Regions from separate parts of the Homo sapiens genome. Here region 1 is linked to region 2. Evidence: read pairs that join two places in POLR2A ChIA-PET (ENCODE). Cell type or tissue: OCI-LY7. All regions are shown on one strand. Links, peaks and the distances in the headings refer to the core of each region. The heading gives the core; the rest is flanking DNA. Region 1 has its middle 14 kb from the start of ANAPC7. Region 2 overlaps ATP2A2 (ATPase sarcoplasmic/endoplasmic reticulum Ca2+ transporting 2).

What was found. ChIA-PET counts read pairs that join two places held together with the same protein. Peaks named below come from ENCODE experiments on the same cell type or tissue, not always from the same donor. Only the 100,000 strongest peaks of a DNase experiment are listed, where the experiment ranks them.
Region 1: POLR2A ChIA-PET joins it to region 2 with 11 read pairs; 7 of 35 experiments call an interaction of 5 or more read pairs at or near these places.

What each region holds. Positions count from the first base shown.
Region 1 is chr12:110,409,780-110,425,339 of GRCh38, forward strand. No RefSeq gene overlaps it. Among named protein-coding and RNA genes, the nearest start is that of ANAPC7, 14 kb to the left of the region's middle. In OCI-LY7, for the core only: no CTCF peak of the experiment used is centred there; DNase peaks (open chromatin) are centred at 7,582 and 8,169; H3K4me3 peaks cover 782 bases; H3K27ac peaks cover 2,101 bases.
Region 2 is chr12:110,322,537-110,338,096 of GRCh38, forward strand. It overlaps ATP2A2 (ATPase sarcoplasmic/endoplasmic reticulum Ca2+ transporting 2), which reads left to right. Exons shown (of 20, transcript NM_170665.4): 6 at 456-536; 7 at 3,854-3,939; 8 at 5,017-5,481; 9 at 10,061-10,149; 10 at 10,645-10,747; 11 at 11,476-11,607. Among named protein-coding and RNA genes, the nearest start is that of ATP2A2, 49 kb to the left of the region's middle. In OCI-LY7, for the core only: no CTCF peak of the experiment used is centred there; no DNase peak of the experiment used is centred there.

The DNA.
Region 1 (15,560 bases), core at 4,859-12,858, 88 kb after region 2:
AAAAGGAAGATTCAAAAGACTCAGCAATGCTTGGGGTTGGGACTGAAGGGACAGGCGAGAGGGAAAGAAGGAGGATTTGGGATGAGTCGCATTGGGAACAGAGACTAGGGAGGGACCGATGTGTAAAAGAACGCCTGGACGTCAGGCACCTCAGACCATTTGTCCATTTTTCGACAAAAATCATCCAGGTCTTGTAAAACGGAGAAATCAAAAATGCCATTTTCTGGCTATTTAGAACCATTATAAAGTTTGTATTGGGGCCAAGTGGTGTTGCAGAAGAAAATAAGATGCTTAGGTTTTAGGTCAGGTGAGAGTTGAAGAGATTTTAAGTTTTTAAGAACACAGGCTAAAGGAGAAGATGGGGGAATGGAGGGCAGAAGTTTGCTCATAGTGAAGGAGGTAAGTTTAAAGAGAAAGGTAGAGACATGGAGAAGGGGGTGGTGAGCAGCCAAAGCAGGCGTCTCCACAACTGACTTGCCACCAAGGGAATGTGGGTGAATGACCAAGCAGGCGTCCCCGCAGTGATCAGACACCAATGGACTGTGGGTGAATAATCAGGCAGGCATCCCCACAGTGATTAAACACCAAGGGAAGACTGTCTTCCCGAGTCCATGTCCGGCGCCAGAGTTTTGGGTCCATGGATAAAATGTGTCTCCTTTGTCTCTACTAGAGAGGAAAAAGAACTGGAATTGGAAGGACAGGGAGATTGAAGGGTAGCAAGGGAGGGAGATTGAAGGGTAGCAAGAGAGGCTGGAGAAGAGAGTGAAAAGACCGTTTACCCGATTTGAAATTCATGAGATGTTCTTTGGGCTGGTTGGTCTGAGGACCCGAGGTCATAAGTGGATCTCCTCATGGAGTGAGGGTGAGGACAGGGGACCGGTCTCCCAAAGGAGTCCTCTTGTCCCGGGTTTCAGCACCAAATGTCATGCACGTCCATGTGAAGAGACCACCAAACAGGCTTTGTGTGAGCAACAAGGCTGTTTATTTCACCTGGGTGCAGGCGGGCTGAGTCCCAAAAGAGAGTCAGCAAAGGGAGATAGGGGTGGGGCTGTTTTATAGGATTTGGGTAGGTAAAGGAAAATTACAGTCAAAGGGGGTTGTTCTCTGGCGGGCAGGGGCGGGGGTTGCAAGGTGCTCAGTGGGGGAGCTTCTGAGCCAGGAGAAGGAATTTCACAAAGTAATGTCATCAGTTAAGGCAGGAACTGGCCATTTTTACTTCTTTTGTGATTCTTCAGTTACTTCAGGCCATCTGGATGTATACATGCAGGCTTGGGCTCAGAGGCCTGACAACCATGCCCAGCTAATTTTGTATTTTTAGTAGAGACAGGGTTTCTCCATGTTGGTCAGGCTGGTCTCCAACTCCTGACCTCAGGTGATCCACCTGCCTTGGCCTCTCAAAGTGCTGGGATTACAGGCGTGAGCAACCATGCCCAGCCGAACTTTTTTTTTTTTGGGACAGAGTCTCACTGTGTCCCCCAAGCTGGAGTGCAGTGGTAGGATCTCTGCTCACCACAACCTCCACCTCCCAGGTTCAAGCTATTCTGCCTCAGCCTCCCAAGTAGCTGGGATTAAAGGCATGCACCATCATGCCTGACTTATTTTTGTATTTTTAGTAGAGACAGGGTTTTGCTTTGTTGGCTAGTCTGGTCTTGAACTCTTGACCTCAGGTGATCTGCCAGCCTCGGCCTTCTAAAGTGCTAGGATTACAGGTGTTAGCCACTGTGCCCGGCCTTCTGTGAACTTTTAAATACTTTTTCTTTTCTTTTTTTTTTTTTTCTGAGATGGAGTTTCATTCTTCTTGCGCAGGCTGGAGTGCAATGGCGCAATTTTGGCTCACTGCAAATGCTGCCTCCCGGGTTCAAGCGATTCTCCTGCCTCAGCCTCCCAAGTAGCTGGGATTACAGGCACGCGCCACTATGCACAGCTAATTTTTGTATTTTTAGTAGAGATGAAGTTTCGCCCTGATGGCCAGGCTGGTCTTGAACTCCCAACATCAGGTGATCTGCCCACCTCAGCCTCCCAAAGTGCTGGGATTACAGCTGTAAGGCACCACGCCCAGCCTTAAATACTTTTTCTAAATATGTATATATCCAAAAACAATGTATAACATTGTCATCTTGATAAATGGCAATTGACATCACCACTCAGCACATGGGGAGGAGCAGGGAAGTTGTAACAAACTGGAGTATGCCCTCTCTACAGGGGCAGCTGCAACTTAATTTCAGTATATTAGTCCCAGGCAGCTGGGAATTTTCTGTATCATTTGACTTTTCAAAAGAATTCATAGTTATAAATCTGGATTTTAATATTTGAAGTATTCCAATTTTTTTTTTTTTGAAACAGTTTCACTCTGTCACCCAGGCTGGAGTGCAGTGGCACGATCTTGGCTCACTGCAACCTCTGCCTCCTGGGTTGAAGGGATTCTCCTGCTTCAGCCTCCCAAGTAGCTGGGACTACAGGCATGCGCCACCACATCCAGCTAATTTTTGTATTTTTGGTAGAGACCGGGTTTCACCATGTTGGCCAGGCTGGTCTCAAACTCCTGAGCTCAGGTGATCCACCCACCTCTGCCTCCCAAAGTGCTGGGATTACAGGCATGAGCCACTGTGCCTGGCCAAGTATTCCAATTTTTAAACGTTGGCCAAAATGAAAATAACAAGAACTTTCTATGTATAGAAGACCAAAGCCTTGAAACATATTGTTTATACATTGGCGGAAGAATGGATACATTTTGCTACATTTATGCAAGGAACTGCTATGCAGCATTTAAAACATAAGTGAACTCTAACACATGTATTAATGTTAACATGGATAAATGTAAAAAAGTATATTGAATGACTAAAGCAAGTTGTAGAATTGTATCACTCTATGATACCATTTCAATAAAGTTTGAAAACATACAGGATGTTATACATTGTTTTTGGATACATACATATTTAGGAAAAGTATTTAAAAGTTCATGGTGAAGATGCCCACCAAAATCAAATTGAAGGTTACATCTAGAAAACGAGAATAGGGAATGAGATGGGAAAGGGATCTACGGGAGCTTCAACTGTGGCAAAATGCAAGAGCTAAAAAAGTTAAATGATGAAGATACAGGTATTCTTTTTTTTTTTTGGAGACAGAGTCTCACTCTGTCACCCAGGCTGGAGTGCAGTGGCGCCATCTCAGCTCACTGCAACCTCCGCCTCCCAGGTTCAAGCGATTCTCCTGCCTCAGCCTTCTGAGTAGCTGAGACTACAGGTGAGGGCCACCATGCCCAGGTAATTTTTTGTATTTTTAGTAGAGATGGGGTTTCACTGTGTTAGCCAGGATGGTTTTGATCTGACCTCGAGATCCGCCCACCTCAGCCTCCCAAAGTTCTGGGATTACAGGCGTGAGCCACTGCACCCGGCTGATACAGGTATTCTTTACATTGTCCTTCATAAATGGCACTGGGGAGCCATTAAAAGCATAGAAATAGGCACTAGACTGCCTGGGTTTAAATCTCATTTTTGCCATTTATTATCTTAATTTAAATGTCACTTAATTTTCTGGAACCTTAGTCACCCCTTCTGTGAAACGGGGGAGATATAACAGCACCTATTTAATGGGATTGTTGTAAATATTAAATTAATTCATGGTGGGAAGCTATTAAGGGCAGCATGGTAGAAGTGATCCACCCCAGGGCATAGGTTAGAGAGGGGTAGGTTGCACCACTGCTCACTCCAGCCTGGGCAACAGAGCAAGACTCCATCTCAGAAAACAAACAAACAAACAAAAAAAAACAGGCCAGGCGCGGTGGCTCATGCCTGTAATCCCAGCACTTTGGGAGGCTGAGACAGGTGGATCACCTGCCGTCAGGAGTTCAAGACGAGCCTGGCCAACATGGTGAAACCCTGTCTCTACTAAAAATACAAAAATTAGCCGGGTGTGGTGACAGACAACTGTAATCCCAGCTACTTGGGAGGCCGAGGCAGGAGAATTGCCTGAACCCAGGAGGTGGAAGTGGCAGTGAGCCAAGATTGTGCCACTGCACTCCAGCCTGGGCAACAGAGCAAGATTCTGTCTCAGATAAATAAATAAATAAATATTATATAATATATATTATTTATATTAATATATATTAGATTGCTCTTGCCATACTGCCGAGGCAGGCAATATAATATATAATATATAGTATATTATATATTATATATTTTATATATTGTATATTATATATTATATATATTATATATAATATATAATATACAATATACAATATATAATATATATTATATACAATATAAACTTTAATAATATAATATATAATATATATTATATATAATATAAACTATAATAATATTATATATAATATAATAAAAATAATAAAATAGGCTATGTACGGTGGCTCAGGAGGCTGAGGCAGGAGGATCCCTGAGCCCAGGAGTTTGAGCCACTCTAAGCAACACAGGGAGATCCAATCTGGAAAAAAAAAAAATAGGGCCGGGTGTGGTGGCTCACGCCTGTAATCCCAGCACTTTGGGAGGCTGAGGCGGGCAGATCACGAAGTCAGCAGATGGAGACCATCCTGGCCAACATGGTGAAACGCCGTCTCTACTAAAAATACAAAAATTAGCTGGGCGTGCCGGGCGGGGTTGCTCATGCCTATAATCCCAGCATTTTGGGAGGCCGAGGCGGGCGGATCACGAGGTCAGGAGATCGAGACCATTCTGGCTAACATGATGAAACCCCATCTCTACTAAAAATACAAAAAATTAGCCGGGCGTGGTGGTGGGCGCCTGTAGTCCCAGCTTCTTGGGAGGCTGAGGCAGAAGAATGGCATGAACCTAGGAGGCAGAGCTTGCAGTGAGCCGAGATTGCGCCACTGCACTCCAGCCTGGGTGACAGAGCGAGATATATATATATATATATGTGTGTGTGTATATATATATATATATATATATATATATATATATATTTTTTTTTTTTTTTTTTTTTTTTTTTTTTTTTTGAGACGGAGTCTCGCTCTGTCACCCAGGCTGGAGTGCAGTGGCGCGATTCTCCCGCCTCAGCCTCCTGAGTAGTTGGGATTACAGGCAGGTGCCACCACACCCGGGTAATTTTTGTATTTTTAGTAGAGACGGAGTTTCACCATGTTGGTCAGGCTGGTCTCGAACTCCTGACCTCGTGATCCACCCGCCCTGGCCTCCCGAAGTGCTGGGATTACAGGCATGAGCCACCACGCCCGGCCATAAATATATTTATATGTGTATATACACACATATATATACAAATATTTAAATGTCATTTAAAAGCATTAATTTGTTACCTTTTTGTACCATAATATGAATTTGATTTTTTTTTTCTTTTGATACAGAATCTCACTCTGTCATCCTAGCTGGAGTGTAGTGGCATGATCTCAGCTCACTGAAACCTCCACCTCCTGGGCTCAAGTGATTCTCCCACCTCAGCCTCCTGAGTAGCTGGTATTACAGATGCACACCACCACGCCCAGCTAATTTTTTTTTTTTTTTTTTTTGAGAAGGAGCTTTGCTCTTGTTGCCCAGGCTGGAGTGCAATGGTGTGATCTCCGCTCACTGTAACCTCCGCTTTCTAGGTTCAAGTGATTCTCCTGCCTCAGCCTCCTGAGTAGCTGGGATTATGGCCTGCGCCACCACGCCCGGCTAATTTTGTATTTTTAGTAGAGACAGGGTTTCTCCATGTTGGTCAGGCTGGTCTTGAACTCCTGACCTTGTGATCCACCCACCTTGGCCTGCCAAAGTGCTGGGATTACAGGCGTGAGCCACCACGTCCAGCCTACAGGCTAATTTTTATATTTTTAGTAGAGACAGGGTTTCACCATGTTGGCCAGGCTGGTATTGAACTCTGGACCTCAGGTGATCCACCAGCCTCGACCTCCCAAAGTGCTGGGATTACAGGCTAATTTTTTTTTTTTTTTTGAGACACAGTCTCACTCTGTTGCCCAGGCTGGAGTGCAGTGGCACGACCTTGGCTCACTGCAAGCTCTGCCTCCCAGGTTCAAGCAATTCTCTGCTTCAGCCTCCCAAGTAGCTGGGATTACAGGCAACCGCCACCACGTCCGGCTAATTTTTGTATTTTTAGTAGAGACGGGGTTTCACCATCTTGGCCAAGCTGGTCTTGAACCCTTGACCTTGTGATCCACATGTCTCCGCCTCCCAAAGTTCTGGGATTACAAGCGTGAGCCACCACGTCCAGCCTACAGGCTAACTTTTTATATTTTTAGTAGAGACAGGGTTTCACCATGTTGGCCAGGCTGGTATTGAACTCTGGACCTCAGGTGATCCACCTGCCTCGACCTCCCAAAGTGCTGGGATTACAGGTGTGAGCCACCATGCCCAGCCATGAAATTCAATAAAGTAAAACTTTCACTGTTTCTTTTCTGGCTGTGATTATTAGTCACTTCATTTCAGAATTATTGCTGACTGTAATTTTGTTATAAAAGACAGAAAATATTAAAAAAATGAGCTGCTCTGAGGCCGGGTGTGGTGGCTCACACCTGTAATCCCAGCACTTTGGGAGGCTGAGGCGGGCGGATCAGGAGGTCAGGAGATCGAGACCAGCCTGGCTAACACAGTGAAACCTGATCTCTACAAAAAATACAAAAAATTAGCCGGGTGCGGTGGTGGGTGCCTGTAGTCCCAGCTACTCGAGAGGCAGAGGCAGGAGAATGGCGTGAACCTGGGAGGCGGAGCTTGCAGTGAGCCTAGATCGTGCCACTGCACTCCAGCCTGGGCAACAGAGCGAGACTCCGTCTCAAAAAAAAAAAAAAAAAAAAGCTGCTCTGCAGGTTGAACCAGCTAGGTGTACCACCATATCTAAGACACTTAGAACAACACCTAGCACACTGTGAGCACTGAAGGAGTGAAGGACGTGCCATCCCAAAATATGCCAAATTGGGCTGGGCATGGTGGTTGTAATCCCAGTACTTTGGGAGGCCGAGGCAGGCAGATCACTTGAGCTCAGGAGTTCAAGACCTGCCTAGGCAATATAGCAAGACCATGTCTGTACAAAAAAACACAAAAATTAGCCGGACATGGTGGTGCTCATCTATAGTCCCAGCTACCAGGGAGACTGAGGCAGGGGAATCACTTGAGCCCAGGAAGTGGAGGCTGCAGTGAGCTATGATCCCACCACTGCACTCCAGCCTGGGTGACAAAGAGAGACCCCGTCTCAAAAATAAATAAATAAATAAAACAAAAATCCCAAAACTCCAAATATGCCAAATCGATATATCAATTATTGAGTTAAAAAGCATTAGAGAGGCTGGGCACGGTGGCTCACGCCTGTAATTCAAGCACTTTGGGAAGCCGAAGCAGGCTGATCACTTGAGCCCAGGAGTTCAAGACCAGCCTGGCCAACATGGTAAAACCCTCTCTCTACTAAAAATACAAAAATTAGCTGGGCGTGGTGACGCATGCTACTCAGGAGACCGAGGCATGAGAATCACTTGAACCTGGGAGGTGGAGGTTGCAGTGAGCTGAGATTGTGTCACTGCACTCCAGTCTGGGTAACAGAGTGAGATTCTGTCACCAAAGAAAAAAAAAATAGAGGAAGTAAAGTTTCAGAAACAATGAGCTGACCACTGTTTTCCTGCATGTAACAAGTGATGAGGATTTATCTGGAAAAGGTACCCTCTCCATATAAGAGCAAGAAAATAGCCCTTATCTCCAGAGACTTAAAACTAAAGGCTACAATGGACCTCCATAAACATACTTAACAAAGTTACCTTTACTTTCACCAGTTTGGCACTCCCCCCATTTATCTCCTAGTGACTCCCCTGAAAAATTTACTGCCCCAGCCAGATTTTCTTTGTCCTGTCATTTCTTCTCAAGTATATTGCTCTTTGTCTAAAACATATAAAGCATCTTATTTGGCCACTTCTTCAGACTTCACTCTTTTTTTTGTGTAGACCCCCCCGTACACGTGAAACAAAGTTTGTACACTTTTCTCTTGTTAATCTGCCTGGTGTCAGTTCGTTTTCGATCCAGCTCAAAAACCCACTAAGAGTTAAAAGAGGGGCTGGAGGTGATCTCTGGGTCCCTTGCAGTGTAGCGGGCTAATTTAGGAATCAGACCGACGGGTTGAGGAGGATACTTACTATTTAATTATTTAGGTGCACCAACCCAGTCGGATTAACATCCAAAGGACTGAGCCCCTAACAAAGAGTCAAGTTACCTTTTAAGCATTTCATGGGGCAGGGGGAGATCTGTGCAGGGGGAAGCATATTACAGAAGTGAGAAACAAAGACAGTTATTCAGTTGAGACATGCATTACATCATTTCTTTTTTTTTTTTTTTTGAGACGGAGTCTCGCTCTGTCGCCCAGGCTGGAGTGCAGTGGCGGGATCTCGGCTCACTGCAAGCTCCGCCTCCGGGTTCACGCCATTCTCCTGCCTCAGCCTCCCAAGTAGCTGGGACTACAGGCGCCCGCCACTACGCCCGGCTAATTTTTTGTATTTTTAGTAGAGACGGGGTTTCACCGTTTTAGCCGGGATGGTCTCGATCTCCTGACCTTGTGATCCGCCCGCCTCGGCCTCCCAAAGTGCTGGGATTACAGGCGTGAGCCACCGCGCCCGGCCGCATTACATCATTTCTTACTTTTCAAGGAAAAACATGTTTTACGACTTGAGTTTATCTATCTACTTACCTTGCAGCCACACAGCTAGAGAAACAGAGTCTTCACAATGCCTGGGAAAGGGAGAGATAAGGCTCACTAGCCACAGACAGAAAAACAGGCAGTTAATTTTTAAAGGACTCCACCTTTTTCTCTTCCTCAGGGGGAATTGGGTTTTCTTACATACAACTGAGTTTTTGCTTACACATTCTTTAATTTCTTTTAATTCCTGTTCCAGAAGCACTATATAAATGTTTGCTATTATACTTTTTTCTTTTCTTTTCTTTTTTTTTTTTTTTTGAGACGGAGTCTCGCTCTGTTGCCCAGGCTGGAGTGCAGTGGTGTGATCTCATCTCACTGCAAGCTCCGCCTCCCGGGTTCATGCCATTCTCCTGCCTCAGCCTCCTGAGTAGCTGGGACTACAGGCGCCCACCACCATGCCTGGCTAATTTTTTGCATCTTATGGAGAAATAGCCATAGCATTTAGCAACATGAAAGTCACTGATGATGTCAACAAGAACATTTTCAGTGGCGCTTTGGTAAAGAGAAGGAGACAAATGTGAGACAATGCATATAGATAATTCTTTTATTTTGAGATGGAGTCTTGCTCTGTTGCCCATGCTAGAGTTCAACGGCATGATCTCGGCTCACTGCAACCTCTGCCTCCCAAGTTCAAGTGATTCTCCTGCCTCAGCCTCCCCAGTAGCTGGATTACAGGCATGCTCCACCATGCTCCTGCTAATTTTTGTGTATTTTAGTAGAGAAGGGGTTTTACCATGTTGGCCAGGCTAGTATTGAACACTTGACCTCAGGTAATCTGCCTGCCTTGGCCTCCCACAGTGCTGGGATTACAGGCATGAGCCACCTTGCCCAGCCAATAATTCTTTTTTTTTTTTTTGAGACGAGATCTCGCCCTTTCGCCCAGGCTGGAGTGCAGTGGCACGACCTTGGCTCACTGCAACCTCCACCTCCTGGGTTCAAGTGATTCTCCTGCCTCAGCCTCCCAAGTAGCTGGGATTACAGGCATGTGCCACCTGCCCGGCTGGCTAATTTTTGTATTTTTAGTAGAGACGGGGTTTCACCATGCTGGCCAGGCTGGTCTCGAACTCTTGACCTGGTGATCCGCCTGCCTCGGCCTCCCAAAGTGCTGGGATTACAGGCATGAGCCACTGTGCCCGGCCAATTATTTTGAGGAGTTTTGCTGCAGAGAAGTGGTTCTCAACTGGGGTGGAGGCAGGGTGGTGACTGTATTCCTAGGGGACATTGGGCAATGTCTGGAGACATCTGAGGTGGGGTGGGTGTTGCTTCTGGCATCGGGTAGATAGATACTAGGGATGCTGCTAAACATTCTTTAATGTATAGGACAGCCCCCCACGGCAAAGTGGAGGAGAAATTTACATTCATGCCAGGCATGGTGGCTCACACCTATAATCCCAGCTACTTGGGAAGCTGAGGCAGGAGAATCACTTGAACCCGGAGGTGGAGGTTTCGGTAAATCTAGATTACACCATGGCACTCCAGCCAGGGTGACAGAGGGAGATTCTGTCAAAAAGAAAAAAAAAATTTTTTTAATTCATATATTTAAGTAGCCAGTCCAAAATGTCAAAGTGTCAATGTGGAGAAGCCCTGTTGTAAAGCAAAGGAGGACATGGTTGGCAGCAGGTGGGTGAAAGAGAGGATTTTTGTTTTCTGATTGGAGAAATATCATTTTTATATACTGATGGGAATGAAGGAGAATGTATCACTGGCTAACTGGTAGAAGAAAGGTTGAGACTGGGCACAGTGGCTCAGGTCTGTAATCCCAGCACTTTGGGAGGCCAAGGTGGGTGGATCACTAGGTCAGGAGTTCAAGACCAGCCTGGCCAATATGGTGAAACTCCATCTCTACTAAAATTACAAAAATTAGTTGGGTGTGGTGGCGCATGCCTGTAGTCCCAGCTACTCGGGAGGCTGAAGCAGAAGAATCGCTTGAACCCGGGAGGCAGAGGTTGCAATGAGCTGAGATCGCACCACTGCACTCCAGCCTGGGTGGCAGAGTGAGACTCAGTCTCAAAAAAAAAAAAAAAAAAAAGAAAAGTTGATAATTCCTGCAAAGAAATAGAGCTAAAACACACCTGTGAAACTGATAAACTCACACAAAGAATGGATGAAGCAAAAATATTTATAGAGAAAAAATTAGAGGCAAAGGGGGACCTACCTCCTCTGGAAATTTTATTTATTTATTTATTTATTTATTTTTTATTTTTTATTTTTTTTGAGACAGGATCTCCCTCTGTTGCCCAGGCTTGAGTGCAGTGGCACAATCATACCTCACTGTAGCCTCAACTTCCCAGGCTTAAGTGGTCCCTCCACCTCAGCCTCCCAAGTAGCTGGGACTATAGGCATGCACCACCACACCAAGCTAATTTAAAAAATTGAGTGTGTGTGGAGATGGGGTCTTGCTATGTTGCCCAGGCTGGTCTTAAACTCCTGGGCTCAAGCTGTCCTCCTGCCTTGGCCTCACAAAGTGCTGGATTACAGGTGTGAGCCACTGTGCCCAATTTTTATTTATTTATTTAGAGTTGTGTCTCTCTCTGTCACCCAGGCTGGAGTGCAGTGGCGAAATCATAGCTCACTGCAGCCTTGACCTCCTGGGCTCAAGCAATCCTTCCACCTCTGCCTCCTGAGTACTTGGGACTACAGGTGTGTGGTACCATGCCCAGCTAATCTGGAAATTTCAAAATATTCATCTTGAAAATCAATTTATCAAAGAGAGGGTAGGTTCTACGGTTAGGTCCCATTAATATGATGTAATTCAGATCATACTGATTTTGTTTTGTTTTGTTTTGAGACAAGGTCTGGCTCTATCACCCAGGCTGGAGTGCAGTGGTGCAATCACAGCTCACTGCAACCTCTACCTTTCGGGCTCAAGAGATAATCCCACCTCAGCCTTCCAAGAAGCTGGGAGTACAGATACCTGCCACCACGCCTGGCTAATTTTTTTTGGTAGAGACAGGGGTTTTGCCATGTTGCCAGGCTGGTCTTGAACTGAGCTCAAGCTGAAACAGGAATTAAAATAAATCAAAAAATGTTTAAACAAAAACTCAGTTGTATATAAGAAAACCCAATTCCCCTTGAGGAAGAGAAAGAGCTGGAGTCCTTTAAAATTAACTGCCTGTCTTTCTGTGGCTAGTGAGCCTTATCTCTCCCTTTCCCAAGCATTGTGAAGACCCTGTTTCTCTAGCTGTGCAGCTACAAGGTCACTAGACAGATAATCTCAAGTTGTAAAACATGTTGTTCCTTAAAAAGTATGAAATAATGTAATGCATGTCTCAATTAAATAACTGTCTTTGTTTCTTGCTTCTGTAATATGCTTCCCCCTGCACAGATCTGCCCCTGCCCCACGAAATGCTTAAAAGGTAACTTGACTCTTTGTTCAGGGCCCAGTCCTTTGGATGTTAATCCGACTGGGTTGGTGCAGCTTAATAATTAAATAATTCCTCCTCAACCCCTCAGTCTCTCTAATTCCTTAATTATCCCGCAGCAAAGTGATCCACCCGCCTTGGCCTCCCAAAGTGCTGGGATTACACACATGACCCACCATGCTTGGCCAGATCATACTGATTTTAATAATATTCAAAGGACATGTATGGTGTTAAAACAACTTGGGACACACAGGAGATATATCCAAGGAGACTAGGCCTCCTCTTCCTCATGGAATCATATTCAGAAAGGATAATTTTGGAGCTGGAGGGCGTGTTAGAGGTTATCTTCATTTTATGTGAGGAAACAGAAGTCCTGGGATGGTAATTGGCTGTGAATCGTTAGGTCAGCTGCGTAACAGATGTAGAATGATGTGGATACCGTGGAGTGTTGGGTCAAATACATTGGAGGAACAACTTATAAATATAAATGTTCTGCTCCACTTAAGTTCATCTCTAAATGTCCAGCAGCTTCCTAAGAATGAAAATTTTTCCCAGCTGCAATCAGACATTTTTCTTAGATCTGTCTTTTGTACAAGGGGAAAAACATAACACTTATAAATTGCTCTAAGGGAAACATTACTTAACATCCCTTAAGTGTCTCCTGGCAGTGATAGGTTTCCTTTCAGTGGAAAAATAACTTCAGGACAAAGAATTTCCCTGAACAACTGGAGGGAATAAATACCACCAGCATCCCAACCAATTTTCCCTCTTTTCAGTAAAGAAGGTTCTAAGATGTCCAGATGGTCATTTTTATTTATGAGATAGTCAGACAAGTAAAAAGACTTAAATAATGGTTTAGGGATAAATCTCAAGGGGATTTGTGATAAAATAGCAAATGGGTGACTTTTTAAAAGCACTCTGAAAGCAGGAACTCAGCTTGTATAACCATGTTCATTGCAGCATTCTTCACGGAAGATGGAAACAACCCAAGTGTCCATGAACAGATGGAGAAGCAAAATGTGGTCTGTCCCTACAAGGGAATGTTATTCAGCTATAAAATAGAATGAAGGGCTGGACACGGTGGCTCACACCTCTAATCCCAGCACTTTGGGAGGCTGAGGCAGACGGATCACCTGAGGTCAGGAGTTCGAGACCAGCCTGGCCAACATGGTGAAACCCCATCTCTACTAAAAATACAACAATTAGCCAGGTGTGGTGGTGGGTGCCTGTAATCCCAACTACTCAGGTGGCTGAGGCACGAGAATCGCTTGAACCCAAGAGACGGAAGTTGCAGTGAGCCGAGATTGCACCACTGCACTCCAGTCTGAGTGACAGCGTGAGACTGTCTAAAAAAAAAAATGAAGTTCTGAGTTCTGATACATGCTACAACATGGATAAATATGACTGAATCTCAAAAACATTACATTAAGTGAAAGAAGCCAAACACAAAAAGGACAAATATCATAAGATTCCTTTTTTTTTTTTTGAGACAGAGGTCTCCGTCTGTCACCCAGGCTGGAGTGCAGTGGCACAATCTCACCTCACTCACTGCAACCTCCACCTCCTGGGTTCAAGTGATTCTCCTGCCTCAGCCTCTCGAGTAACTGAGATTACAGCTGCCCACTACCCTGCCCAGATAATTTTTGTATTTTTGGTAGAAATGGGGCTTTGCCATGTTGGCCAGGCTGGTCTCAAACTCCTGACCTCAAGTGATCTGCCTGCCTCAGCTTCCCAAGGTGCTGGGATTACAGGCGTGAGCCACTGTGCCCAGCTCACATGATTCCATTTATATGAAATGTCCAGGATAGGTGAATGCATGCAGACATCAAGTAGATTAGAGTTTACAGGGGCTGAATGGAAGCGGGGGAGTGGTTTAATGGGGACAGAGTTTCTATTGGGGTGATAAAAAAGTTTTCAAAATAGATAGTGGTGATGGTTGTACAACATTTTGAATGGAATTAATGCCACTGAATTGTACACTTAAAATAGTTAAAATGGCAAAGTTTATGTTACACATGAAAATAGTGTAAAATGCTAAACACCATTGAACATTTTATATGAGTGAATTGTATGTGAATTATTTTTCAACAAGGCTGTTTTTATTTTATTATTATTTTTTATTTTGAGACGGAGTTTTGCTCTTGTTGCCCAGGCTGGAGTGCAATGGTGCGATCTCAGCTCACTGCAACCTCCACCTCCCGGGTTCAAGTGATTCTCCTGCCTCAGCCTCCTGAGTAGCTGGAATTACAGGCATGCGCCACCACGCCTGGCTAATTTTGTATTTTTAGTAGAGACGGGGTTTCTCCATGTTGGTCAGGCTGGTTTTGAACTCCCGACCTCAGGTGATCCACCCGCCTCGAACCTCCTAAAGTGATAGGATTACAGGCGTGAGCCACTGCACCCGGCCAACAAGCCTGTTTTTAAAAAGCCCACAAAACTTGAGTACAGAAACTGTGGAAAAACTCAGAAAGAAAAAAAGTGACGATTGCTCAGGCAAATGGTTCTCAGAATGGTGGGAAAAGCAGAAAAGTGCCAATGTGGACAATCTGTGGTGTCCTTTGCCCTGTTGACAGGAGAAAGTTTCACGTCCTAGTCTGACCCTGGCTCTCAAAAATGTGAGGCATTCCCCCAGTCTTAGCTTTCAAGACAAAAAAATGTGGGGCATTCCCTCCTGCTGGGGCAGCATCCACCCCATCATATTCTACACCCTAAGGTTGCCTTCATGCCAGGCTTGACCACGTCATTTACCTGGGACCAGTATACCATTTTTGGATCTAGTCTGCCCAATTTGGCTCACTTCAGAGCTCATTTGGTTTGAGAGCCACCTTTGCTAAATCTTCTCCAACTGACTTCAACAAAGCCTCTTTTTCTCTGGGCTTCTACCGAACTGGGCATCATATGAACCTTGCAGTATTTCTTCATATCTATCTTGCTACACACATTTCCCATCAGACCATTATGGTCCTAGAGAGCAGAGACCACACTGACATCTCTTGTGCATCCTTTCAATAGCTGGCATAGTGCACCCAACAGAGCAATCTACTCATATTGTTGCATGAATGGGTTACTGAAAATTACACTCTTTCAAAGTAACCACGTTTTGGCTGTGTGGGCCAGCTCTGGATTCCGACAGATTTAGGTTTAATTACCAATTTAGCCAACTTCCAGGTGTGTGAGTTTCAAAAAGTTAATTTCTGTAGCCTCGCCTTCTTCATCTGGAAAAGGGGATAATCTTGCATCTGCCACAAAGGTTTTTTTGTGTTTTTTTTGTTTTTTTGTTTTTGAGACAGAGACTTCCTCTGTCGCCCAGGCTGGAGTGCAGTGGTGTGATATCAGCTCACTGCAACCTCCGCCTCCCAGATTCAAGCCATTCTTCGGCCTCAGCCTCCCAAGTAGCTGGGATTACAGGAACCCACCAGCACGCCCAGCTAATTTGTTGTACTTTTAGTAGAGTCGGGGTTTCACCATGTTGGCCAGGCTGGTCTCGAACTCTTGGCCTCAGGTGATCCACCCTCCTCAGCCTCCCAAAGTGCTGGGATT
Region 2 (15,560 bases), core at 3,619-11,618:
TTGAATATCTTTTTAAAGGGGGCCATTTGCTTCCTGTTCACAATAATTTAGCTTTTTTGATGGAATGAATCATGGCATATACAACTTTATTCTCTTTGCTGTGCCTTGTGTATATGTAGTAAGACTTTTACTTACTGCTAAGTAGGAAAGTATTCTTTAAAGTGAAAGCTTGAAGGCCTGTCTGAAGATACAGAGCAAAATTTCTTAGAATAATGTAGTTAGGTTTCCTTAAGCCTCATTCTCTTCCTTCCTAATTCAAATCTTGAATCCATCTAAAGTTTTTTATGACTCCAAGATAGGTTGATCACTTTGCTTGTTTTAACTGAATTTTATGTATTTGTGTTATATGCAGATCATTTATTTTCTTTAAAAATTGATTTGGAGACAAATTCATCTTTAGATAACATAGTTTTAAAAGTTGCTCATTTCAGCCGCCTTTTTTTTCTCCTAATTAGTTGGTGACAAAGTTCCTGCTGATATAAGGTTAACTTCCATCAAATCTACCACACTAAGAGTTGACCAGTCAATTCTCACAGGTAAATATGATATATTAAGTCATTGAATTTCTGAAGACCTTCGCATATTCCATGCCAATAGAGTTGGCTCTTGCCTCACTGTCCCTTTATGGTATCCCATCTTAATCCTCTCTAAGATACTTATTTCTTAGTGCTTTAGTCTCGCTCCATTGCCCAGGCTGGAGTGCAGTGGCGTGATTGCGGCTCACTGCAGCCTCCGCCTCTCAGGTTCAGGCAGTTCTCCTGTCTCAGCCTCCCAAGTAGCTGGGACTACAGGCTCCTGCCACCATGCCCAGCTAATTTTTGTATTTTTATTAGAGATGGGGTTTTACCTTGTTGGTCAGGCTGGTCTTGAACTCCTGACCTCAGGTAATCCACCTGCCTCGGCCTCCCAAAGTGCTGGGATTACAGGCGTGAACCACTGCACCTGGCTGCCGATACGGTTTTAAAGGCATGATTTAAAAACAAAACAAAATGGCTGGGCACGGTGGCTCATGCATGTAATTCCAACACTTTGGGAGACTGAGGCGGGCAGATGGCTTGAGCCCAGGAGTTAAAGACGGGCCTGGGCAACATGGCAAAACCCCGTATCTACAAAAAATACAAAAATTAGCCAGGCCTGTAATCCCAGCTACTCAGGAGGCTGGGTGAAAAGATCACTTGTGCCTAGGTCAAGGCTACAGTGAGCCATGCTTGTGCCTCTGCACTCCAGCCTGGGGGACAGAGCAAGACTCTGTCTCCAAAAAAAAGTTGTAATTTGTTCGTTACCATAGGTAAATCTTAAGGTTGAATTGTTGTCTGTTTTGTGGAAAGCAAATTACTTATTCGATGTCCTTTTTCCAGGCAAGAAAAATAGACTCCAGTGCTGTAATTTTTTTCACTGGAGGAGTGCTAATGTTGTATCAATCTTTACAGTATCCAAATACACAATGAACAAAAGTTAGCCCCCATAAGAGATGAAAATTGTACTACCTGGAATTTGCACAATTGTTTGAAACATTTTCCCGTTTTTGTGTGATAAAAGCACAATCTAGGGTGGAGGGTTCATACTAACTGGAAGTAAGTTTGTCAGAAGAATTAACTTTAAATACAATGCTAACTTGGATTAAATAGTAAACATAAAGTCTAAAGGCTCTCAAGATTTATCTGATTATCAATTTTGAAAAGCAGCTAATGTCATGGAGACAGTTATATGAGTAACCTGGCTCTATTTTTTTTGGTATTGTTTCTTTATAAATAGCTTACTTATTAAAATTCTCATTAGCAACAACAAGCTGGAGGCCAATTAAGCCATAAAATGTTGGAGAAATGGTTGGGTTATATGTGTGAAATTCTCATAGTGTGCCCTAAAGACGTAGTTGCCATTTAAAAAAAATTTTTTTTTTTTTGAGGCGGAGTCTCGCTCTGTTGCCCAGGCTATAGTGTAGTGCTGTGATCTCAGCTCACTGCAACCTCTGCCTCCTGGATTCAAGCTGTTCTCCTGCCTCAGCCACCTGAGTGTCTGGGATTATAGGCGTGCGCCACCATGCCCAGCTTATTTTTGTATTTTTAGTAGAGACGGGGTTTCACTGTGTTGGTCAGGCTGGTCTCGAACTCCTGATCTCATGATCCGCCTGCCTTGGCCTCCCAAAGTGCTGGGATTACAGGCATTTAAAAACTTTTTAGGCTGGTCACGGTGGCTCATGCCTGTAATTTCAGGACTTTGGGAGGCTGCGGCAGTAGGATCACTTGTGGCCAAGAGTTTGAGAGAGCAGTTATAGTCTCTATAATGAAAATCTTTTTTTTTTTTTTTTTAAAGACAGAGTTGCACTCTGTGGCCCAGTGGCGCGATCTCAGCTCAGTGCAGCCTCTGCTTCCGGGGTTCAAGTAATTCTCATGCCTCAGCCTCCCTAGTAGCTGAAATTACAGGCATGCACCACCACACCTGGCTAATTGTATTTTTAGTAGAGATAGGGTTTTGCCATGTTGTCCAGGCTGGTCTTGACCTCCTGACCTGAAGTGATCGCCCGCCTCAAACCCCCAAAGTGCTGGGATTACAGACATAAGTCATCACACCCAGCCTATAATAAAAAACTTTAAAAGTTTAAAAAAAAATTTAAACTTCATAGAGGTTCTCGAATATTATCTTTCTTTCATTAAGAAATCATAATGTAGTTTTTGGCTAACTTGTGGAACCAATTTTTTTGGTCAAATATTGAGAGTGAAGTTTGCTACCTGTAACTTAAAGTAACATTTAGAGACATATTTTACTCAGATTGACCCTAATTATATATCTATGACATGATTTTTAAATTGAAATCAGCTGGGCATGGTGTCTCATGCCTGTAATCCCAGCACTTTGGGAGGCCGAGGTGGGGGGATCACCTCAGGTCAGGAGTTTGAGACCAGCCTTGGCCAACATAGCAAAACCTGTCTCTACTAAAAATACAAAAATTAGCTGGGCATGGTGGCACATGCCTGTAATCCCAGCTACTTGGGAGGCTGAGGCTGGAAAATTGCCCGGGAGGCAGAGGTTTCAGTAAGCCAAGATTGTGCCACTGGACTCCAGCCTGGGCAACAAAGCAAGACTCCGTCTCAAAAAAAAAAAAAAAGTAGTTCTTTATTTACCATGCGATCTTTCCAGTACACTTGCTAATTGCTACTCCAGAGCATAGCCAGATGTGGCCCACACCTGTAATTCCAGCACTTTGAGGAGGACAAGATGAGCAAATTGTTTGAGTCCACGAGTTGGAGACCACCCTGGGCAACATGGTAAAACCTCATCTCTACAAAAAAATACCAAAAAAATTAACCCGGCGTGGTATTGGGTGCCTGTAATCCCAGCTATTCAGGAAGCCAAGTTGGGAAGATTGCTTGAGCCCAGGAAGTTGAGGCTGTAGTGAGTTGTGATGGTGCCATTGCACCAGCCCGGGTGATAGAGCAAGACCTCTGTCTCGAAAAAAAAAAAAAGTATCAGTATATATGTTAAAGTATTTATTAAAGTATACAACAAATATATGTAAATAATACAGTCACAGTATCAGAGTATAAAATGATTACTGAAAAATAAATTAATTTGAATAGTTACTCCAGAAAATAATCAATGGGGATTCTACTTGAAAATTCACTTTTTTATTTTGGAATTGTGTTGATTTTTATCCTGACACCCTTTGTTCTGGTATTAATTTCCATTACTAAGTTTTCCCAGCTTACCTCCTTTGAATGAATTGGGCCTTTTGCCAACCTTTTCTCACACTAACAGTATCCCAAGAGTGGTAATGGGTGGGCATGAATGAGAGGTTCTAGGTTCTTGGTGTGGGTCGCAGAGATCTGTTTTTTCTGTCTCACAACCCGCTTAGGTGAATCTGTCTCTGTCATCAAGCACACTGATCCCGTCCCTGACCCACGAGCTGTCAACCAAGATAAAAAGAACATGCTGTTTTCTGTAAGTACTTTATGAAATGTGTTTTTATTTACAGACATTTCCAAAGCCTAATCAAATGTTATGTTTTTCACTGCCAACCATCACTGGCTATCATTCTAAAGGATAATCACACTTTTCATGGTCAGTCTTAGGTGTCAGAATATGGCAGTAACATAACGTGTGACTTAGATGTCTTTTAATTGGCAAGTTTTGGGGGACCAAAAAATAATGACTAGCTTATACATCTTCAAACTCTTACCTGCAAACATAGTTGAAAAGTAGATTTGTTTGGAAAAGCCTTAGCCAATAAAGGGTATTTTCAAAATGATGTAGATGACAGCTGCTATTTGTATGTGGTTCACAATAAAAAGGTGCGTGTTTAGAGAGAGAGAGAAAGCAAACATGGCAAACCATTAATAATGGTGAGTCTAGGTGCAAAGTATATGAATGTTCATTTTACTATTTCACTTTTTCTATTGATGTGAAAAATTCTTTGAATAGTGAGGAAATGATTTTAAGTTGGGGACATTTGTGGGTTTGTATGAGAACCTGACTACTACCCATAGTAAGTAAATAGAGGTACCCTGAAAATAGTGAAGCCATGTCCTTCTCTTATAACACTAGGAATTAAAGTGGCATGGGAGAGACTGCTCACATTTGATTTCTTTGGTTTTTGGACCCTGTCACATGAGTAGGGGTTGTCAAGATAGCCCATGGGGCTAGTTGCCGTTTCTATTACAGTGAGAAAAGTAGGGGCCTTGAGTTGTTGGAGCCAGAAGTGGAGAATGCTTAGAGTTGAACTATATGAGTTTGAAAAATTGGGAACACAGAGGGGTTAAGAGCACTGCTTGAAGATGGTCTGCAAGCCGGGCTCAAATAGAAATCTAGGTGGGTCAGTACAGAGCTGCCTGACATAAGTAAGTAGCACATGGAGCATTGCTTGTTGTCACAGTTGTATGGCTGGTTGCTTGAACAGTAGCCAGTGGAAGACCTAGTAGAATGTGTAGAGAATCTGGGTGCCCTAGTCAAAAACCAGCGTCGGTATTTAAGTTGGGATGTGGTATTCATCTTGTGACCAGTTCTCTACTTCTGTCCTAGGGTACAAACATTGCTGCTGGGAAAGCTATGGGAGTGGTGGTAGCAACTGGAGTTAACACCGAAATTGGCAAGATCCGGGATGAAATGGTGGCAACAGAACAGGAGAGAACACCCCTTCAGCAAAAACTAGATGAATTTGGGGAACAGCTTTCCAAAGTCATCTCCCTTATTTGCATTGCAGTCTGGATCATAAATATTGGGCACTTCAATGACCCGGTTCATGGAGGGTCCTGGATCAGAGGTGCTATTTACTACTTTAAAATTGCAGTGGCCCTGGCTGTAGCAGCCATTCCTGAAGGTCTGCCTGCAGTCATCACCACCTGCCTGGCTCTTGGAACTCGCAGAATGGCAAAGAAAAATGCCATTGTTCGAAGCCTCCCGTCTGTGGAAACCCTTGGTTGTACTTCTGTTATCTGCTCAGACAAGACTGGTACACTTACAACAAACCAGATGTCAGTCTGCAGGGTAAGAGGAGTAATTTAGAATATTCCGTGTCGTGGTTCTTTGTTCATCCTACCAATATGCCTTCATGCCATCAAAACTTTTGATTTGTAATTTCATACATTTCTGTGGGCTGTATGTATAGCCTGAGCTTAATTTCTAATATTTGAGAGGATCTAATCATTTAATTCCTAAAACTTTCACAAAATACAGGATATCTGTATGGCTGATATACTTGTATTAGATGTAAGAGAATTAGAGAAATTATATTTTCCTTTAATTAAAAAAAAAAAAAGCCTGGGCGCAGTGGCTCACGCCTGTAATCCCAGCACTTTGAGAGGCCGAGGCGGGTGGATCACCTGAGGTCCGAAGTTTGAGACCAACCTGACCAAAATGGTGAAACCCTGTCTCTACCGAAAAGACAAAAATTAGCTGAGTGGTGGCGTGCACCTGTAGTCCCAGCTACTCGAGAGGCTGAGACAGGAGAATTGCTTGAACCTGGGCAGCGGAGGTTGCAGTGAGCCAAGATCACACCACTGCTCTCAATTCTGGGCGACAAGCAAGACTCCATCTCAAAGAAAAGAAAAGAAAAAAGACAAGGTCTCATTCTGTTGCCCAGGCTAGTGTGCAGTGACACAGCTGTGGCTCACTTACAGCCTCAACCTCCCAGGCTCAAGTCCTCCCACCCCAGCCTCACAAGTAGCTGCAACCACAAGTGCATGCCACCATGCCCCACTAGTTTTTTTATTTTTTTTTGTAGAGGCAGGTTCTCACTATGTCACCAGGCTGGTCTTGAATTCCTGGGCTCAAGTGATCCTCCTGCCTTGGCCTCCCAAAGAGCTGGGATTATAAGCATGAACCACCACACTCAGCCTCCTTTCTAATTTTCCTGATCCTCTGTCTCTAGGTGTATGTTAATAGACAAGTTCTAGAGAAAGCTGCTAGTTAACCTCCCTACCTGAAGTCCTAATTGGTTTTTCTATCACATGTTGAATGAAGCGTGCTTTTTCTCAAAAAGTAGATAGTCATCTCTCTGTATTCATTAGAGATTGGTTCCAGGACCTCCCTCAGATACCAAACTCTGCAGATGCTCAAGTCTCTGAAATGAAATGGTTCAGTACTTGCATATAACCTTGTTCATCCTCCAGTATACTTGAAAACATCTCCAGATTACTTACAGTACCTAACGTAATATTATAAATGATATGTAAATAGTTAAACTGTGTTGTTTAGGGATAGTTAACCTGTGTTGTTTAGGGAATAATGACAAGAAAAAAATGTACATGTTCAGTACAGATGCAGTTATTTTTTCCATCTGCTGTTTAGTTGACCGTGGATGTGGAACCCACAGGTACAGAGGGCTGACTAAAATTGCTTTTAACTTGCTTTATTCTGTGTATTCATCATATATATTTTTGTTTGTTTGTTTGTTCTTGTTTTGAGATGGAGTTTCACTCTTGTTGCCCAGGCTGTAGTGCAATGGCCCGATCTCAGCTCACTACAACCTCCGCCTTCTGGGTTCAAGCAATTCTCCTGCTTCAGCCTCCCAAGTAGCTGGGATTACAGGCATGCGCCCCCACGCCCGGCTAATTTTTTGTATTTTTAGTAGAGATAGGGTTTCTCCATGTTGGTCAGGCTGGTCTCGAACTCGCGACCTCAAGTGATCCACCCGCTTTTGAAAGCCTCCCAAAGTGCTGGGATTATAGGCGTGAGCCCCCGCGCCCGGCCATCCTATATTTTTTGACCATCATTTGATAAAATAAATAATTTAAACCTGCTGTTAGAAAAGTAACAACTGAATAAATAATGCAATAATTATACAGCTGGATTATTTTGTATAATTCACTTTCCTTAGGTTTTGCTTAAACAACTTGGTACAAGTCTATTCCAAAAGGTACACATGACTCATACAGAGTAGACATTTGTCACATATTTTATTCGGCTCATTAATTAGCAAGGGAATCTGTATTTGAGGAAGTGTTCAATATTAGAATATTAGAATAGGGATTGCTAGGTTAGATTACAAAACTAATGTCTTACAGGGAAACCTCATATAACATGAGCATTTATTTAGTAACACAGTGTTACATTTTCCTAGAATGGGCTTGTTAAATAATGCTTCTGTATGATATTGAAAGGGTGTAGTTATCTTGGCCTTTTTGTCAGGTTTTAGATAATTATTTTTAACATCGGAAATTGTTTTATAATCAGTTAAGCCCTGTGAATTTTTATCTTGCCAATTTTAAGCTCATGATGATTTTTTAGATACAGGTTCTCCCTCCCCCGCAAGCTCCTTGTGAAGTCCAAACCCACATTTAGAATTGACAGAACTGGGGTGTTCCAACTTTCAAAGTGGAAAGCTTCTAGGTTTGTCTTAGGTTTCTCCAGGATATTAAGGTGTTTGAGCTACTTAAGTTCTTATTTTTTGGAACCAAAAGGTTGGATGAATTGGCTAAAAGTCAGTTTTGTCATACTGGTTGTTTCAGGAAGAGAAAGGGAATTTTCTTATTTACGATTTTGTGTCTCACTTAGCCTGAAAGCTTTAATTCCTCAGAATAGTCTTTATGTCTGTGAAAGTAAGCCATGTGTAAAGCCATGTGTAAAATTGTAATTTTTAAAATTTCAGTTTCCCAGTTCACTATAATTTTTTTTTGTTCTTTTCTCCCTTGAATGGCTTGGCTTAAAATGTTTTCTTATAATAAAGAAAAAGCCTGCCTGTTCTGAGTGAAGCTCTACCTCACAACAGGAAGCTGGTGCTAATTGGTATTCTGCAGGAGGCTTCTTGCAGTGGTATTGCATAACTGCCCTTGACTTAGGAAGATTTTCATCCTGCATATCCTAAATGGTTGACTTGCTCACAGTCAAAAATGTCTAAGTACATTTAGATTTAGCTAATGTAGATTCAGATTCTGAATGTCTTTTAGAATATTTTGGGCTTTGGTATAGACTCAAAGAATTTCACATTTTTGGCTGGGCACAGTGGTTCACGCCTGTTATTTCAGCACTTTGGGAGGCCGAGGCGGGCGGATCACCTGAGGTCAGGAGTTCGAGACCAGCCTGACTAACATGGTGAAACCTCGTCTCTACTAATATTACAAAAATTAGCTGGGCATGTTGGCAGGCGCCTATAATTTCTTTGGGAGGCTGAGGCAGGAGAATCACTTGAACCCGGGAGGCGGAGGTTGCAGTGAGCCGAGTCGTGCCATTGCAGTCCACCCAGCCTAGGCGACAGAGTGAAACTCCACCTCAAAAAAAAAAAAAAGTTATTTTAAAATAAAGATTAACTAATTTCCTTATTGAATGTGAGATGAATTGCTCTGAAAAGATGTGTTTTTAAAACACAACATAGCTTTGTTGTTGCTGTTATTACGGAGTTTTGCTCTGTCGCCCAGGCTAGAGTGCAGTGGCGCAATCTCAGCCCACTGCAACCTCTGCCTCCCGGGTTCAAGCACTTCTCTCCCTCAACCTCCTGAGTAGCTGGGATTACAGGTGCCCACCACCACGCCCGGCTAATTTGTTATATTTTTAGTAGAGACGGGTTTCACCATCTTTGCCAGGCTGATCTTGAGCTCCTGTCCTCATGATCTACTCACCTTGGCCTCTCAGTGCTGGGATTATAGGCGTGAGCCACCGTGCCCAGCTCAACGTGGCCTGTTTAACTTGAGTTTTACATTTTTTAAATTCCCCTTAGAGAATGATTTGATCAGATTATTAATTGCTCATATTTCAGAGAAAGCACGAGAAAATATAGTTTTGACATCACTTTCTGTAATTTTTTCTTTTTAGAGGAGGTTTTACAAGTTTTCATTTGCAATGAAAACACAAGCCTAAATCTTACTTTTCCAAACTGGGCTTCTGAATTATAATTTGTGAATGCAAATCAAGCAGTGGAAAAATTATCTTTAAGAAAATAGCTTATGTCGCTTTAAAAAATAAAATTAATCCTTTCCTAAGCATGCTTCCATCTGTATTGTCTAGGGAACATCAATTCATTCAGCTCTGCGGGCTCCTTACTGTATACATATAGTTATGCAGCTTCATAGAACATGAGCTATTGCCACAATAAAAATAAGTGGGAAGGAGCAGAGAAGCAGTTTGTCTTATTTTACTCGGGAAATGTTTATGCAACTCTGAAATGTGAGTTTATTCTTCCCAAGCTTTTGTGCTTAGCTCTAAGGCAGGACTACCTAATACCACTCTCACAGCCAGCCATTTGAAATTTGGGATTCTGAGCAATCTAAAGAGTAACTTGTCTCTGGAACTGACCTTTTGCTGACCGGGAGTCCTCATAACTTGGATTTTGTGTGGGTTGTTGTGTCTTTGGTGCCACTGCTGCTCATTCATTCAGCACCTCAGTGATGCTGTTTTTCATACTGTTCGATTGGTCGGGGGTGTGATGGGCGAAGCAGTCTAATATAATTAAGCTAGTTAGGGTAAGGGACAGTACTGCTGATGCTGAGTGAGCCTCAGTGAGTTTTATTAAAGTTGTTTTCGTAAATGAAAGAGGTTGTTTGCCTTTGTCCTAAGCTAACAAAGGTAGTTTATTTGTGTAGCATTTTTTAAAAATCCCTTTTAAATACTCTGATGCGCTCTCCCCCTACAGATGTTCATTCTGGACAGAGTGGAAGGTGATACTTGTTCCCTTAATGAGTTTACCATAACTGGATCAACTTATGCACCTATTGGAGAAGTGTGAGTAACCCTCCTCCTCATTTAAAGGATCTGGTGTGGCAGTTTAGTATTTGTATTGATTTGCAGCATGTCTACAAAGTTAAGACAGCTTTCTGAATGTGGCTCAAGTCAACACTTATTACTAAAGTAGTAAATGTTTTTAAAACAAAAACTTTGAAAGATGAACCAAAGGTTATAATCCAGTCATCTTTTTGCATCTTCTGGGCTCCAAACTTTCAAGAGGGATTTGTGTTTGTTATTCACTGTAGCCAGTGGTGGAAGAATTGAATTAAGAATTTCTGGTCTTTTTACTGATTGATTTCTGATACCAGAGATGCATTCTCTCTTTTGTTTTTGTCTAATATTGGCTCTGGCATCAAATTGTTTGGAATTTTTTCCAGTATGTTGTCCCAGAAATTCTGTTTTCATTATTAAACAATTGCGGGGGGGCAGGGGGCGGGAGGAATCAATAGTGGCGACCATACCCTGCTCTAAGAGTGTTTTCTCTTTGGGCAGGCATAAAGATGATAAACCAGTGAATTGTCACCAGTATGATGGTCTGGTAGAATTAGCAACAATTTGTGCTCTTTGTAATGACTCTGCTTTGGATTACAATGAGGTAAGTCTCTTCATAAATTAGAAGGAATGGCTGTTCCTAGTTCAAGGGTGGGGTGGGTGGAATGAAAGTCTAGCCTGCCTTCCTCCCTTTTGAAAGTCAAGGGTGCCTGATTTTGTTTCCCCCTTCCATTCAGAACCTGATGGTGGGGCCAGCATGACCTCACCAAAGAAAGCTGAGAGCCTTTCACATATCCTCTGTGACTGAGCATTGCAGTTAGTTAACTTAAAGTTGTAGTATATGTGATGTTCTTTCTGTTGATAGCATACTTACTATAAATGAATAAAACCCAGGATAGAAAATGCTTTCCTGAAAGCAAAGGATATAGTTTCTGTCTCAAAGGTAAGCTAGTCCCTGTCAGAGACAGAATGTGAACTCTTCAGAATGATAAGCAGTGACATGGAATTACATTATTATGTGAAGGCACTCTTTGAATTAATAGTGTGATCAGTGGCTTCTTATATTTGGGTGAAATAATAAATACTGTGTTTGATGTCATCTTATATTTAAGGGAAATGAAAAACCTACTTATTAGAATAAGATCACATGCACACCTGTACTTTGAGTATGTTTTTAATTATCTGGGTCACCTGTTTCAGAGGAGGATAAAAATGGCCTTACAGTGTTGTAATAGAGGACAGATTGTGCTTTTGTGGAAAAAAAATATTAAAGATAAATTTATCTGTGTACTTCTCCCTTTTTTCTACTTTCTGTGCCTTTAACCAATACAGGCAAAGGGTGTGTATGAAAAAGTTGGAGAAGCTACAGAGACTGCTCTCACTTGCCTAGTAGAGAAGATGAATGTATTTGATACCGAATTGAAGGGTCTTTCTAAAATAGAACGTGCAAATGCCTGCAACTCAGTGAGTATTTGAACCTGGTTTATTGTTCATGCTGCTTATCAGTCGTACTATATATACTTAGTGTCTGCACTGTCCTACTCTCTTAGAAAACTAATTATACCTTATCTCCTCAAACTTACAGTATTTCCTTCCCCATATTCACTCTCAGGTAAGATGCTCTTCCTGTGTATTTGACCAGGAAAATAAAAGCAATCAATAGCTAATTTCCTTGAGCGACCCTCTGGGCCCACAGGGGCTGCCTTCTCCCATAGTGCTGTGAACAGTGTTCTTGCTCCTAGCAGAAGCCACCTCCTCCCAACATCTTTGCTGCATTATTGATTTCCATCTCTACTAGATGTTCTTCAGCATAGGGGGAAATAATAGTGTCTTTCTATCTTGAAACTTTCCTTTGACCTTATTTCCCCTGTCAGCTACCACACTTTCTTTTCCTGTTCAATTAAACCTTTTTTTTTTTTTTTTTTTTGAGACAGAGTTTCTCTCTGTCACCAGATTGGAGTGCCATGGCGCGATCTTGGCTCACTGCAACCTCCACCTCCCAGGTTCAAGCGATTCTCCTGCCTTAGCCTCCCTAGTAGCTGGGATTACAGGCACACGCCACCACGCCTGGCTAATTTTTTGTATTTTTCGTAGAAAGGGGTTTCACCATGCTAGCCAGGCTGGTCTCGAACTCCTGACCTCAGGTGATCCGCCCACCTCGGCCTCCCAAAGTGCTGGGATTACAGGCATGAGCCACCGCGCCTGGGCATCAAACATTTCTTAACTCATTTGATGAGACCAGCATAACCAAATACCAAAGGTCAATGTGGTGATGGTGGTGGCAGTGGCAGTGGCAGTGGCAGAGGGCACCCACATTGTTCATGTATACACTGAACAAATAAGTGGCCTCTGAGCCTTTTTCTGCCTGTCAGAGTCTTTGAGACAGGGCTCATTCGACCAGCATCACTATGACAAGGGCCAGTAGCAAGGATGGGGAGTCTCCACAGTGAGTTGGACCTGAGTGAGGTTCCTCTCAAAGAGCTGCTGCTCCCTCCTGCCAAGACCACCATACTGGACCTGTCCTGCAGTACTGCCCTTAGATTTCTGTGGCCTCACAAGCCCGGGGAGCCTAGACCTCAGTAGAAACACTTTGCAACGGCTGCTGGTGAAGAATGGCCATCCATTGAGTCTCTAGCACCTGGGTCTCCTCAAAAGACTGGTCCCCCTGCCTGTCACTTGGCTCAGCTTAAGAACTTGAAGTGGACCAGGCGCAGTGGCTCACACCTGTAATCCCAACACTTTGGGAAGCTGAGGCGGGAGAGTCACTTGAGGCCTAGAGTTTAGGTTGCAGCATCACTGCACTTGAGCCTGGGCAACAGAGTCAGACCCCATCTCAAAAAAAAATTAAGGCCTGAAGTGGCTAAACTTGAAGGATAACTCCCTTTATCTTATCCTGGCCAAAGTGGTAGATGATTGCTTGGATGAGAAGTGATATGCAGATAAGATGTTGCAATACACAAAGTCTGTGTGGGTCAGTCGGTCACGTGGGTGCCAAGGACAGGTGGGAGAGAAGAAGCAAGCTACAGAAGCAGCTCAAGAATGGGAACTGCGGAAGCTGATTGTATTGGAGGAAGGAGTGTGATGCTCTCAGAGCAGCCAGGGAGGAGCAGAAGGAGCTTAGGGACGTAAGTCAGGCTCTCAAAGTCTATGTCTGGTTCCTGCCCCCACAAACCACCACCCAGGAAACATCATTCCTGAGCTGTGTGGCAGCAGCAGCAGCTGCTCCTTTTATATGGCAGACAGGGTGATTGCTTGTTGGGCAAGAGCCCTCCTACACTATCTTAGAGTGAATACCCTCTATCTGCAGTCCAGGGTCTGCACAGCCACATGGTCCTCTAATAGGTCCACCAGACCATTTGCCTGCAAACAGCCTCATCCTCAGTGCCCACTGTCTCCTAGCTGTGGAGCTTGGATTCCTATGGAATTGGGTTCTGCTGAACATACCTCTTTTTAGCATCAGACCTACCTGTCTGTCATCACCATGGGGCTGCCAGTCAGTACTTTTGCAGCCTCTTTATAGGACATTGTTGTAACTTAGGGTTCCCTGGTAGAATAAGGAGCGATGGGAAGGGGAGAGGTTCTGCCTGCCTGAAGGAACAGGTCTGGGGGAGGAGAGAGGTAAAACTCAGCCTTTTCTAGTTGTCATACACAGCTGTATAAAGGCAAGCCTCATTTAGCAAAATGATTAGTTGTCACCACGTTTAATGCTTTTTGTATGTCATAAGCCCTTTCATCCCTTCCTGGATAATAAGGGCAAATGAGGAGGCATTGTGTCATTGGGGGGTAGTACAGCCTGAGTTGGGAGGGAGCAGTATACCTGTTTTCTTAATAACCTCAAATATCAGGCATTTTAGTGACCACACAAAATCTCAGGGTGAAAAGTTCTAGACCATCATGTCCAGCCTGCAGTTAGGGACACCTAGCCCTTCCATGACCTGTATGGCGTGGTCTTCCGGTTAGTGTGAGGCAGCATTTTGTCTCCTTTATACTGTCCTGAGAAAACAAAACTCACACTGGAATTGAGACTGTCTCAGCTGAAATATAGATTCCTTTTCAGTAAACTGATGCACAATTCACAAATAGCAGTCTCAAAGCCATGAAGGCCTTGGACCACTCCTTTGGCTTCTTCCCTCTACCCATGTGTCTTCCATGAACCCGAAGCAGTCCAGGCTTATTCACTCTGCCAGTAAGCAAGGAGTTGGATCCTGGCAGAGCCACGCTGCCTGTGATCTATTAGTTGGTGTAACTAAAAATCTGAGGCAGCCTGAAAACAGCTTCACAGATTGAGGGTTTGAGTCGTTTGATTCTAGACCTCTGACTACTCCACTGAGTGATGGGAAACAAGTCATGTAATGGGGCTGAACCAGCACTGGCTCACTAGCCAGTGACCACACAAGTACGGGCAATACTGTCATCCTTGTGTCTCCCTGCTCCAGAGCTCCCTTGTCCCATCTTTTTCACATCCCTTGGCCAAGGGATCGGAAACAGCTGTCATGCTGCTCATTCACTAAGGAGTTCCAAACACAAGCTCTTTGCCTCCCTTCCCACTTGAGACAGCAGGAACCCATGTGTAGTTTAGAAGCAGAGAGAGCAGGTCCAGCATTTTGGCCCCATGGCTTGTTTGGTGAGGTCTGTGGTTCTTGGCCAGCCTAGTACTGAAAGGGATTTCCCTCCCCCACTCCCAGCCCAAGACCTCTTACCTGGGTAGGTCCACGCCTTCCTCAGAATCATTGCGTGTTCCTTTAGTCATCCCAGTGCCATTGGCGCAAATGCTTAATTGAAACTAAACACACGTGTGATTGAGATGATACAGAATCTAGCGTAGCACTCATACCCATTCCTTTGCTGCCTGAGACGGTTCAGTGGCTGGCAGGCCAGCAGGATCGCTGCAGGGCCCTGAGCCCCATCTAGTCAGTTCATCAGCCTTCAGTCCTCCCGTAGCTTCCTAGGTTAGATGCTGATGTTCTTGGGGATTTCTATGATGATTTTTAAATGTGTGTCAGTGGGAGCAAATATAATTAACTCACCACATTAACCAAATTAAGGTGGAAAAAACAATAAGGTCACCTCAGTAGGTGCATATGATGAAACGCATCTTATCACACCAAACTAAGACTATAAAAGTGTGTCTTTAACGCTGACAGTGTGTTTACACAGAGACCATGCTAACATAACAGAATTCTCACCATTTCTATGCAGTATTATACTGGCATTCCTGGTCTGTGTAATAGGCAAGAAAAGTACAAAAACTGGAAGAGAAGGGGTATCTTTAGTTGTAGGTAACGATATAAAGCCAAAGGTTTATTCTCAGTCTTCGTCTTCCTATTTTGTTGGTGCTGTCACTCGCTCCCTCTTTGAAGCACCTCTTCACTTGGCTTCCACGATCCCATACTTGCTCTCCCTCCCTGGCCTCTCAT